Regions from separate parts of the Homo sapiens genome. Here region 2 is linked to region 1. The links are chromatin contacts, found by Hi-C or POLR2A ChIA-PET in ENCODE. All regions are on one chromosome and are shown on one strand. The core of a region is the stretch at or near the end of the contact, and the rest is flanking DNA. Distances in the headings are between cores, read along the strand shown.

What was found. Hi-C counts contacts between places; a loop is a spot of excess contacts on that map. ChIA-PET counts read pairs that join two places held with the same protein, here RNA polymerase II (POLR2A). Pooled maps may share reads with other maps.
Region 2: a map of naive thymus-derived CD4-positive, alpha-beta T cell shows a loop between it and region 1 (12-fold over the local background). The contact joins the promoter of SRP54-AS1 here to the promoter of HEATR5A in region 1. A Hi-C loop is called at or near these places in 1 of 168 maps with a recorded cell type or tissue (naive thymus-derived CD4-positive, alpha-beta T cell) and 5 of 50 pooled maps. POLR2A ChIA-PET finds 5 or more read pairs at or near these places in 1 of 52 experiments (naive thymus-derived CD4-positive, alpha-beta T cell).

Annotation. Positions count from the first base shown.
Region 1 is chr14:31,418,323-31,424,102 of GRCh38, reverse strand. HEATR5A (HEAT repeat containing 5A) reads left to right here and starts at 3,553. Exons shown (of 36, transcript NM_015473.4): 1 at 3,553-3,631. HEATR5A-DT (HEATR5A divergent transcript) reads right to left here and starts at 3,345. Exons shown (of 4, transcript NR_110045.1): 1 at 3,126-3,345; 2 at 2,135-2,259. RefSeq lists enhancers at 3,233-3,382, 3,813-3,862 and a silencer at 3,973-4,092.
Region 2 is chr14:34,979,658-34,985,437 of GRCh38, reverse strand. SRP54-AS1 (SRP54 antisense RNA 1) reads left to right here and starts at 2,872. Exons shown (of 5, transcript NR_151701.1): 1 at 2,872-3,014. SRP54 (signal recognition particle 54) reads right to left here and starts at 2,446. Exons shown (of 16, transcript NM_003136.4): 1 at 2,223-2,446. RefSeq lists enhancers at 1,976-2,235, 2,266-2,765, 2,946-3,035, 2,426-3,127, 3,246-3,295 and a silencer at 4,181-4,475.

The DNA.
Region 1 (5,780 bases), core at 2,304-4,803:
CCCATTTTAAATGTCATCTCTTTAAACCCTTCATGAGCCTCCCAGCTGTACTTCATAGTAATTGCTCTCTCCTTCAGGATCCTATAATAGTTTTGTTCCTTTTTTAGGGTACTTTACAATATCCTGTATACATGTACACAATATATGTCTTGCATATTATTCTTTACATATACATATACACACTGTATATATACACACTATATATATACATATATACATGATATACACACTATATATGTGATTCATGTTTTAGGTACTGTAAGTAATATATATAACAAATATATATGATATATAACATATATAGTGTGTGTATATATAGGGTTTTATAAAAATTAATATATAATGAATATATGAGATATATAACTAATCTATATATTGAATGTATGTATGTGTATATAGGGTGCTGTAAAGAATATATAACTAATATATATGATTATATATAGTGTATGTCTAATCTATATAAAGTGAGGTAAGGGGGATGCTTGGCAAGGGATGTTTGGGTCTGAGCATTGTCGGCAGGGTTTATGGGCTAGGCATGATCACAGGGTGTGGGAGTGATGGTAAGGAAAGAAAGATGAGAGAGGGGCTTGAGATGGCTAATTTGGGGCTTTCAGAACCTTAGTGGGGTAAGGGCAGTATCCTCCAAAGGAATAGATGGCAACTATGGATGATTGCTCACACATAGCAGGGTTGTTCAAATAAGTAAATATCTCAAGGATAATGGGAGCCAGGCTTCTCTCTGTAGGAGAAAGTAGTTATAAATGTGGAAGGGCAAAAACTAGAATGAACTGTATGATGCTGGATTGGAGGTTTTACTGTGAACACATGATTTTTCAATATATATTGTTAGACAAAGAAATATAACTGTAAATGTGTGTGTAAGGATACATATAAAGATGTGCTGTATATGTGTATGAATGTATAAATATTCCCTAACTGCATCCACTCAGACAGCCTGGGCTATGGATATCTCAATAGCAGTGAGCATACCTAGTGCTAAATACCATTCTCCGCTATAAGGAATCAGGGCTCCTGAATAAATGATTACATCCAAGGCTGGAGCAGGATGAGTATGAAACATCTAATTGCCCTAGTAACTAGGGGAGTGCTGAAAGAATGATGGGGATGTGTCAAAAGGCCTCAGAATGGTAACCTGTTAATGTTGAATCTGGATTATGTGTATATGGTATTTAAAGCTCTTTTAATTATTCTGTATTAAAAAATATTTTACAATAAAATGTTTACAGAATCTAAGGCTGGGGCCAGGCGCGGTGGCTCATGCCTGTAATCTCAGCACTTTGGGAGGCCGAGGCGGGCTGATCATGAGGTCAGGAGTTTGAGACCAGCCTGAGCAACACAGTGAAACCCCGTCTCTACTAAAAATACAAAAATTTGCCAGGTATGGTGGCACACGCCTGTAATCCCAGCTACTCAGGAGCTGAGGCCAGTGAATTGCTTGAACCCGGGAGGCGGAGGCTGCAGTGAGCCAAGATCACACCACTGCACTCCAGCCTGGGTGACAGAGCGAGACTCCGTCTCAAAAAAAAAAAAAAAAAAGAGAGAGAGAATTTAAGGCTGGGTACAGTGGGTCACACCTGTAATCCCAGCACTTTGGGAGGCTGAGGCGGGTGGATCGCTTGGGCCCAGGAGTTCGAGACCAGCCTGGGCAAAATGGTGAAACCCTGTCTCTACAAAAACAAAAACAAACAAACAAAATTAGCCAGGCACAGTGGCACACCCATTGTCCCTGCTACTTGAGTGGCTGAGGTGGGAGAATCACCTGAGCCTAGGAGGTTGAGCCTGCAGTGAGCTGTGATCAGACTACTGCACTCCAGCCTGGGTGACAGAGTGAGACCTTGTCTTCTTGTCTCAAAAAAAAAAAAATTACACACACACACACACACACACAACACAGAAGCTAGAATGAATATGAGACCTTGTCTTCTTGTCTTAAAAAAAAATTGAACACACACACACACACACACACACACACACACACACATATCACAGAAGATAGAATGAATGGGGCCCCTACCCACCAAACTTGGGATAATTGAGCATCAAAATAAATAATGATAGAGACAGAATATTGGCTGGTGTGGTGGTGTGCATGCCTGCAGTCTCAGCTACTTACCTGGGAGGCTGAGGCAGAAGGATCACATGAGCCCAGAAGTTCAAGGCTGTAGTGTGCACCATGATTGCATTATCGACCTGTGAATAGCCACTGCACTCCGGCCTGGGCAACAAAGGAGGCCCTGTCTCAAGAAAAAAAAAAAAAAAAAGAGAGAGAGAAAAGAGAGAAAGAAACGGATTATAAGTCATTTAACAAAATAGAAACCTCTGGATCCATACTAATTAATATAAATACATTAACTGAAGATTTGATGAGAAACAAGATATTTACAAATATCTTGAAAGGAGAGTTTCAGAGTCTCCCTCACAAAATACTTATTAATTTACAAAGGGGGGAAAAAAGTAACCACACTGGACAAGCCTAACAGACATCACCTTATTAAAGTAAACATCTGTAATGAGAGAAGTTAAAATCGTGCCACCTGATAGGGTGCCATGAGAAGAAAGCAGCAACACTTCTAGAGTCCTGTCATACCTAGCTAAATGTAATCATGAGTAAATATCAGACAGACCCAAAATGAAGGCCATTCTACAAAAATAACTGGCCAGGAATCTTTAACAGCGTCAAGAATATGAAAGGCAAGGCAAGACTGAGAGTTCCAGTTTGAAGAGTAGGAAAGATACATGATAAGTAAATACAATGCCTGATTCTGAACGGAATCTTTTACCATAAACAATATTATTGGGACAATTGGTAAAACGCCGAGTTATGTAAATGTTTTGATTTTGATGGTTATATTGTGATTATGTAGAAGGTGCTTAGGGACAATGTGGCATGGTGTCAGCAATTTAAATCTCAATTCAGGGAAAAAAAGTTCTTTGTACTATACTTGCAACCTTTTTGTAAGCTGGAGATAGATTCAAAATGAAACTTGAAAAATGACATTTAAAACGCTGAGTGTAGTGGGAAAACGCACATGACTCAAGGTAAGAGGCTATTAGTCTCAGTTCTGCCATTGACTTAGTATGTGACCTTGAGCAAGTCACTTTACCTCAGTCCTCACAGTCAAGGCTCTCTAGGGTCCCTTCCACGTCTAACATCTACCCCCACAGCACTGGCCCCGCCTGAATTTCTCCAGGCCCTTTAGGTGTCCCAGAGCTGCACCCAAAGACTCTGGCTTACGATAAAAACAGACAAAAATAGTTGTGGCCGGAATCTCCGGACTGAAAAACCGCTGTCCTAATCCTAACTTGGGCCGCAGTCTCCATCGCTCTTTCGACGGTGAAGCAGTCACGCCTGCCAGAGTGGGCGCTCGATGGCTCGGCGGCCAGCTGGCGGGGCCTTGGACCAGCGGCCCGGCGCAGGGCGCGCTCCCAATCGCTAGCTCCCGCGGTGCTCGCCGCTGAGAGCTTTCCGGCCACGCCCCACGCGCGCCCCGCCCACCTCAATGCCTCGCTGTCGCCGCCGCCGGCAATTCCAGACTCTGCTAGGGTTAGCAGAGCAGCCGGTAACGTTGCTGGACCGGGACGCACGCTCAGCTGAGGAGGACCCCCAAAGGCAGGCAGTCGGGGATCCAGGGAGCGGGGACACCTCCGGGCGCGAGGGGGCTGTGTCTGGGCTGCCTGTTGGCTGGGAAGGAGAACGCACCAGGGCCGCTGTATGAGTTGAGCGCTCGGGGATCCCGAGGGTGGTCGCGGCAGCAATGTGATCGCGAAAGAAGCCGGTGGGAGAACCGGTCGAGGGGCTAGGTGTCTTGACCCTAAGGGCTGGAGTCCGCCGAGAAGGGGCTGACTGGGGCACAGGGTCGGCTGATAAACAGCGTGGTCCGTTCTTCCTCCTGGACTACGGGAAAGTCTGGCTTCACCTGTGCACAACAGGTAGGCGTGGACTCTGCCCGCCAGCGGGAGCCGGGGTTGCCGGGCGTGTGGGGAAGGTCAGCAAGTCGGAGCCCGCCTCGCCAACTCGCCGCTCCCGGGACCCGCCCTGCGGCGTCCGCTGCGCCAGTGGTCAGCCAGGAGCCGGGCCCCGGCCCGGCCTTCGGGCGAGCTTCCTCAGAGGCCCGTTCGTTTTCTGCAGGAACCCTCAAAGAGAGTTCCCAGAAGGGAGCAGTGGAGAGTGTGGATATTTGCTTTCTAACTGTTGCAGTTCTCTCCAGGAAAGAAAGCTTTTCCTTTGGTGGCATTTGCTTAGTGTGAGGAAACATTTTCTTTCACCCTACTCTCGGCCAACGCGGCGTTATTTCAAGTGATTATAAAGTCTTTAGAAACTTTATAAAGCGTTTTATAGTGTTTATTTATCACAGTAATGGATACCTCTGGCAAGTTGGGATAATTTTCTTGACTGTCAAGTCAGATAATAATAAAATGGCTTGAGCTCCTACATTAAAGGTCATAGTTATCCATTGTTTTTATGTGCATTCATTTATTGAACAAATATGCAGCACTTTTTTGGGGCTAGGCGCCCTTAAGGAATTTACAGCCTGAAAGATATTAGAAGTTTAAGGAGGAAAAAAAGGGGCCCACAAGTACACTTAAGAACTTCCAGAGAAAATACTCCCAGTGAAATTACTTAAGCTGTAGGGAAAGCAGAAGTGTGGTTAGAATTGAGCATTAGTTGGATGGGGAGAGGAGAATTTTGTTTAATTTTCCAAACATTTTAGAAAGTATGTCTTTGAGAAAGTAATTTTAGATAAAGTATCGAAGCCGAGATTTGTGTTACATTTTAATGCCATTGACTTTTTTTTTTTCTTCACTGATAAGCAGGCAGGATTTATAATATAAGAATAGTGACAGTTGGAGAATACTGTAGTATGGATTTGTTGTGCCTTGGAATGCAGTTGTTTTACCTAGATGACTATAGAATAGGAGAATAAGAAAAGACTCCTCACCTGAAAGTCAGGAGACCTGAATTCTAGCTTAAGTTCCCTCCACTATTTATGGATGTTAGATTAGGTCACTTTTTTAGTATTATTCATTATTGTATCTGACTTTAGTCACAGAAAATACATGACTCCAAAGTACCTTTTTAATTCTTAAATTATTAATTAAAATTAACTACATTAAACTAATGAATATATTATCTACAGAAAAAAATTATTTTTTTACTTGTCTTTAACCAATACACTTACCTTTCTTCTTGCTTTGTTTCAAAAAGGTTGAGGTAGTTTATAATAGTCTTTCTTAACTATGAATAACATAAGGGTTAAATTCTGAATTTTTTAAATTCTAAAATTATTCTGAATTAAGCGTTTAATGACATCTGCATTTTTTTAAAAAGCTCTATTGAGTCTTGTGTGGTTCATTAATTATCCCATAGTATAATTGAAGAGTTTGAACAATCCTTTAATGAGACCACAGTCCTCATATAAATAACACTTCTGCTTTTTCAGGAGACATTGAGAAACTGTTATTAAATCTCATTTGAGAAATCAATTAACTGGGGCCAAAAAACTTAGTAAAGACTTGCCTGTGTCACTTAATTAGATCCCTTGTCTAGTTCTAGTGTTAAATTTTTGAATTAAAATAGTGCTCAGCAATCTACAGCCTGTGGGTCAAATCTGCTCTGCTGGCAGTTTTATAAAAGTTTTATTGAACACAACAATGCTCCTTCGTTATGGCTGTGCATGTTTTGTTTTTGAGTAGTTGTGATAGAGACCGTATGGCTCCCAAAGCCTAGAGTATTGTCTGGTCCTTTACAGAAAAAAATT
Region 2 (5,780 bases), core at 1,623-4,122, 3.6 Mb before region 1:
GAAAAAAGAGGCAAAAATGATTCCAATATCTCTAGTTTTTATAACCAGATGGCTAGTGATGCCATTAACCAATGAATGGAAGGCAAAAAGGGAAGGTGGTTTGAAAGTCAGAGGAGTTAATAGAGAAGAGGTCAAAGGGACTTAATGTATTATTTTTAATGTTTCACTTTTTATGAAGGATGTGTACATAGATGTTCATTTCATTATCCCTCCAACTAGCTGGGACTACAGGCGGCGCCACTAAGCCTGGCTAATTTTTGTCTCTTTTGTTGAGACAGGGAGTTTCGCCATGTTACCCAAGCTGGTCTCGAACTCTTGAGCTAAAGCAATCTGCCAGCCTCAGCCTCCCAAAGTATTGGGATTACAGGCGTGAGCCATTGCTCACAGCCCTTATAATCCTTTTAAAAATTTAACCTACTTGTATCACAAAATTCAACCAGAGGTCAAAACTCAAAAACGCACTGACAATCACTGCTTTTATACACTTTCGTATGCATGACATATGTCATAGTGAAAAAAAAAAAAAAAAGGAAGGTGAAGACAGTGCATTTGGTTTTGGACCTAATGAGTTTGCAAGTTTTAGGGGAAAGTACAGAACTATCAACTCATGAGATGGAGGCTAAAGAATAAGGTTTAGGCAGGGCATGGTGGCTCACACCTGTAATCCCAGCACTTTGGGAGGCCGAAGCAGGCGGATCACTTCAGGTCAGGAGTTCAAGACCAACCTGGCCAACATGGTGGAACCCCATCTCTACTAAAAACACAAAAATTAGCTGGGCGTGGTGGCAGGCACCTGTAATCCCAGCTACTCGGAAGGCTGAGGCAGGAGAATTGCTTGAACCTGGGAGGCGGAGGTTGCAGTGAGCCGAGATGGTGCCTCGGTACTCCAGTCTGGGCGACAGAGCAAATAAGGTTTGGAAAAGAACAAGGTTTGGAAATGAAAAGAATAAGGTTTGGACATGGTTGGCATATAGGGACAATGCCATGGAAGCAAGCGAGAAGCCTCGAGGAGAGCCTGTGGAAGACCATTTGGGTTATAGCAATGACTGAGGGCCAACTAAAAGGACGGCGTTAACCAAGACTGAAAATAACCAAAGAGATAGGAGCTTTTACTAATTCCCTTTCCCTTTCTCCATGGCACATAGGAGAAAATCAATTTTTAAAAAGCTACATTTATGGTTATCTTACTGTAATCCTGTGGCAGGTCCAGAATTTCCAAATAGATGGGGACAGAGGAGTAATCTGGAAGGAAGACTTGAAGATGCTTTTGCATAGTACTCTATATTAAGGTAGAAAATACCAGTTGGCCATATCAAAAAACTGAGAAAAAGCGATTTGAGGGAAATATTTCCCTCCCCTTTGGCACCACGATTGCTGTATTCTAGGCACTAAACCAAACCAAACCTCTTACCTAATCTCCTTTCTTCCTCAAAACAAGCCTATTAAGTAGATGAGGAAATTGAGGCTAGATTGGAATAGAAACTGGCTCAGGGTCACAAAGCACCTAAGGAGCACTTTAGCTCTCCCACAGCTTTCTACAGCTCTTTATATGCAACTAGTGTTTCTCATTACCCATCTTGATATAATGTGTATTTATGTGCGTTAGCTTCTCAATGGCAGAGTTAGTGTTATTCATTTCTGTATCCTTGTAGCCAAGAACAAGTATATATTTTGTTAAATTAAGCATGTGAAAGAATCAGGTGAGGATAGCATGAAGAAAGGCAGCAGGGGAAAGTTTCAAGAAATGGATGGTCAGCAGCGTCAAATGGTACAGAGAGAGCTATCAGTCTATCTTAAATCATCATTGGCATTCAACTGATATTCCATATTCGTTTATTGAACGTCTACTACACGCAGGACATTGTGTTAAGCACTACAAACACATAGGAAAAATAAAAGTCTCGTACAAGTAAAAGGATTTTCGGGGAAGTAGCTTCATCTAAATTCTTGCTCAGGAAAGCAAAACGAAGACTCAGGCCTGCAACTGCCTACATCTTATTTGGCTCAGGTAAATCGGAAGACAACTCAAAAGGGGCACAGCGCATCTTTAATAAAACTTCTCATGGAAGACGAGATAAAGAGCCACAGAAACTCAGTCTCGGTAACGATGGCCGGTGGCCACGGAGGCCGACTTCCCCCGGAGTCTCTCGCCTCCTGAGCAGCGCTGGGGCTGCCCCTCGCTCCCCCTCCGTAGTCTGGGGCGGGAAAAAGCAGACACTTACCGCAAAAGACACCGCTAAAGCCGTGGCCCTGAGGGGCCGGGAATTCCTTAGCGAGGCCCCACGCCGTCGGAAGAAACCCAAGAAAGCTGGGAGCAGACAGACAGGTATGACCCCACAACCCAACTTCCCGAACTAGATAAAGTAGGGTCCCAACGCCCAGCACCACGTCGTCAACTCCCACCAGCTGGAAGACCAACGGAGTGCCAGCGAACCTTCCGCCCAATGAGGAAACGTCACCACTCCGCGTAGTCCAGCCTTTCTATAGGAGAATCTACTTCCGCTTCCGGGGCACACCGCCGCGTTCCTTCTACGCGGCTCCTGAAACAGTTTAGATGTTTACTTGCTTACACTGGTTTTTGGTTTCAGTTTCCTACCGCTGAATAACTGCAGGAGTAAAGTTAGTGGTAAAATAGGAGGCTGTCTAGGGACGTGATTTCGGGGAAGAAGTCAGGCCTCGACGAGCCACCTTAAGAAAAGTGACTAGGCGGAGCACTCCCAGCTAAGAGCGGAAAGATGAGAGATAGAGGTGTGACTGAAGGCAGGGATCCCCAGGCGCACGTGAGACCTCCGTAGAGGGGCGGGGCTTAGGGCTTTGCAGACCGGAGGCTTGTTCCGCGGAGGGTGGGGCGGTCTCTGCTTGCGCATGCGCAATGCCAGCCAGTGCCTGCGCGGCTTGCTCCAGCAAGGTAAAATTTCCCACTGCGAGGCAGGCAGTGATGCTGCGGCCGCTTCGCACTGTGGCTCCTGCCGACCGCCAGGCGCTGTTACAGTGGATGCGAACTAACCGTAAGTGTAAGTGACCAGAGCTAGAGGCAGGTGGTGGGGGCAAGGATATGCTGCAGGCGCTGACTTTGAGGACTTAAGCGGGGTGAAGCCAACAGCCTTCCTTGGGATCGTTGTGCTGGTCTCTGCTGTCTTGGGGGGTAGATTGACCAGGGCTTTGAGTGCTCTAACGGAAAAGAGAGTTAGTTGCTCGCCACACGTAGACACCAATTAACAAGAGCGAGCCCTAGTATACAAGAAGAGGGATTTTATTTCTGAAGCCAGCCCGCTTCGTCTTTGGAGCAAAAAAGCGGGCATTTTATAAGGTACAAGAGGAAATGAGCAAGAGGTCTCTGCTAGCTGGTGCCTTATCTACCGGGTAGTTGAGTTGGTGCATTTCTGAGCAGAAATAAGTTGTAAAAGTGGCCAAGTGGGCATGCTTTCTGCTTACCCTTCTGAGGCGACCGCCTGGCGGTGGGAGTTGCGTCTTGGATCTCGTAGATGAATTTGCTCTGTAGAGAATGGTCTGGTGAGGGGAGTTGAGAGGTTATTTTGCAGTTCAAAAAGGGCTAAGTGGAAAGTGTAGTGGGGAGGGGAAAAGAGGGGAAAAAATAAACTATCTCTTGGAAAATGGGGGTAATCGGATACAGTACCACTTGGAATTAATTGGGTGTGGGAAACCTGGTTCTGAGTGGTTTGTGAGTTTTCAGCAGACTTCGGACAAGCCTTTAGAGCTCCTTGTGCCTAACCCTTTTTCTGAAAGAAAATAGAGGGTTAGCCCTCCTCCCCATTACTCCCACAAACTTGTTAGAATTGGTACGTTGCCACCTGAAAAAGCATTTTGCAGGAGAGGTTTTAGGCTGTAGCGTTAGTAGGAAGTGTTAAACGAAAAACCTTAGCCAAGTTAAATTTAACATTTTGAGCAAAGAATGATTCACGAATCGGGCAGGCTCAGAGAGATTGCAGCGCAGCCAAGTGTTGAAGATTTATAGACAGAAAAAGGCTGCAGTGAGCTTTGATCCCGCTGCTTCACTCCAGCCTGAGCGACGCAAGACCCTGTCTCTTTAAACACACACGTTAAAACTGAGGAAATGTGGTAGCTAGATCTAGTTACTGAAAAATGGGATAGATGTATTCTGGCAAAGTAAAGCCTGATGAAAGCTCAAGAAAATAGGATATTCTTATGTTTGTTAACTATAGCAAACTATCCTATGCCTGTATGCGAGAGTGTGTGTGTGTGTGTGTGTGTGTGTGTGTGTGTGTGTGTGTATGTGTGTGTATTTATTTTTTGAGACAGAGTTTCACTCTTGTTGCCCAGGCGGGGCTGCAGTGGCGCCATCCAGCTCACTGCAACCTCCACCTCCCTGATTCGAGCGATTTTGAGTGGCTGGGATTACAGGCGTCCGCCACCACGCCCGGCTCATTTTTGTATTTGTAGTAGAGACGGAGTTTCACCATGTTTCCCAGGCTGGTCCCAAACTGCTGACCTCAGGTGATCTTCCTGCCTGGGCCTCCCAGAGTGCTGGGATTGCAGGCGTGAGCCACCACGCCTGGCCACTATGCCTGTATTTTGCTGAATGGTGATTTCCATGGTTATTTTTATCCAAGCTCATGACTTGAAATGTCATTGTTAGCTGATGACTTACAATTTTAGATTTTTAACCTCGACCTCTTAAAATTCTTTGTGATGTTAGAGTCAGTAGGTTTAGATATTATAATTAACATTATTACACATTTTAGGAGTCATTTTAGATAAGATGTCAAACTGAAGATAACAGGAACATCTGCTAGTGAGATTTGACCTGGAAAGTATAGAAAACCAGATACACAGCTTTGTTTATTTATTTATTTATTGAGACGGATTCTCAGTCTGTCGCCAGGCTGGAGTGCAGTAGCACGATCTTAGCTCATTGCAACCTCTGCCTTCTGGATTCAAGTGATTCTCCTGCCCCTGGAGTAGCTGGGATTACAGGCACGAACCACCGCGTCCAGCTAATTTTGGTATTTTTAGTAGAGACGGGGTTTTACTATGTTGGCTAGGCTGGTCTTGAACTCCTGACCTCGTGATCTGCCCTCCTCGTCCTCCCAAAGTGCTGGATTACTGGCATGAGCCACCGCACCCAGCCGGATACAGCTTTATTTCTATATACACAAAATCAAGATAATAATTTCCATAATATGCTGAGTCTCCTGTCACTTCATCTAAACCCTATGTTGCACATTTCTTTTTTGTTTTTGTTTTTGTTTTTGAGACGGAGTCTCGCTCTGTCCCCCAGGCTGGAGTGCAGTGGCGCAATCTTGGCTCACTGCAAGCTCCGCCTCCCGGGTTCACGCCATTCTCCTGCCTCAGCCTCCCGAGTAGCTGGGACTACAGGCGCCCGCCACCACGCCCGGCTAATTTTTTGTATTTTTAGTAGAGAGGGGGTTTCACCGTGTTGGCCAGGATGGTCTGGATCTGCTGACCTCGTGATCTGCCCGCCTCCGCCTTCCAAAGTGCTGGGATTACAGGCGTGAGCCACCGTGCTCGGCCGCACATTTCATTCTTCATATCCCATTTGTCAATAAAACAGCACCGATTTACATCTTTTTTTTCACATTCCTCAGCACAAGGTCATTTATTCTAAAAGCACTGAGTGCCTAGAAAGATGTCACATACTGCCTAGAGCTGGCAATTGTAAAATTACTAAAACATCTTTGCCCTCAAGATTTGTTTTGTGGAGCCATTTGCAATCTAAATTTTGATTTTTTTTTTCCTGTGTTTTGTTTGTTTTTGAGATAGGGTCTTTGTCACCCAGG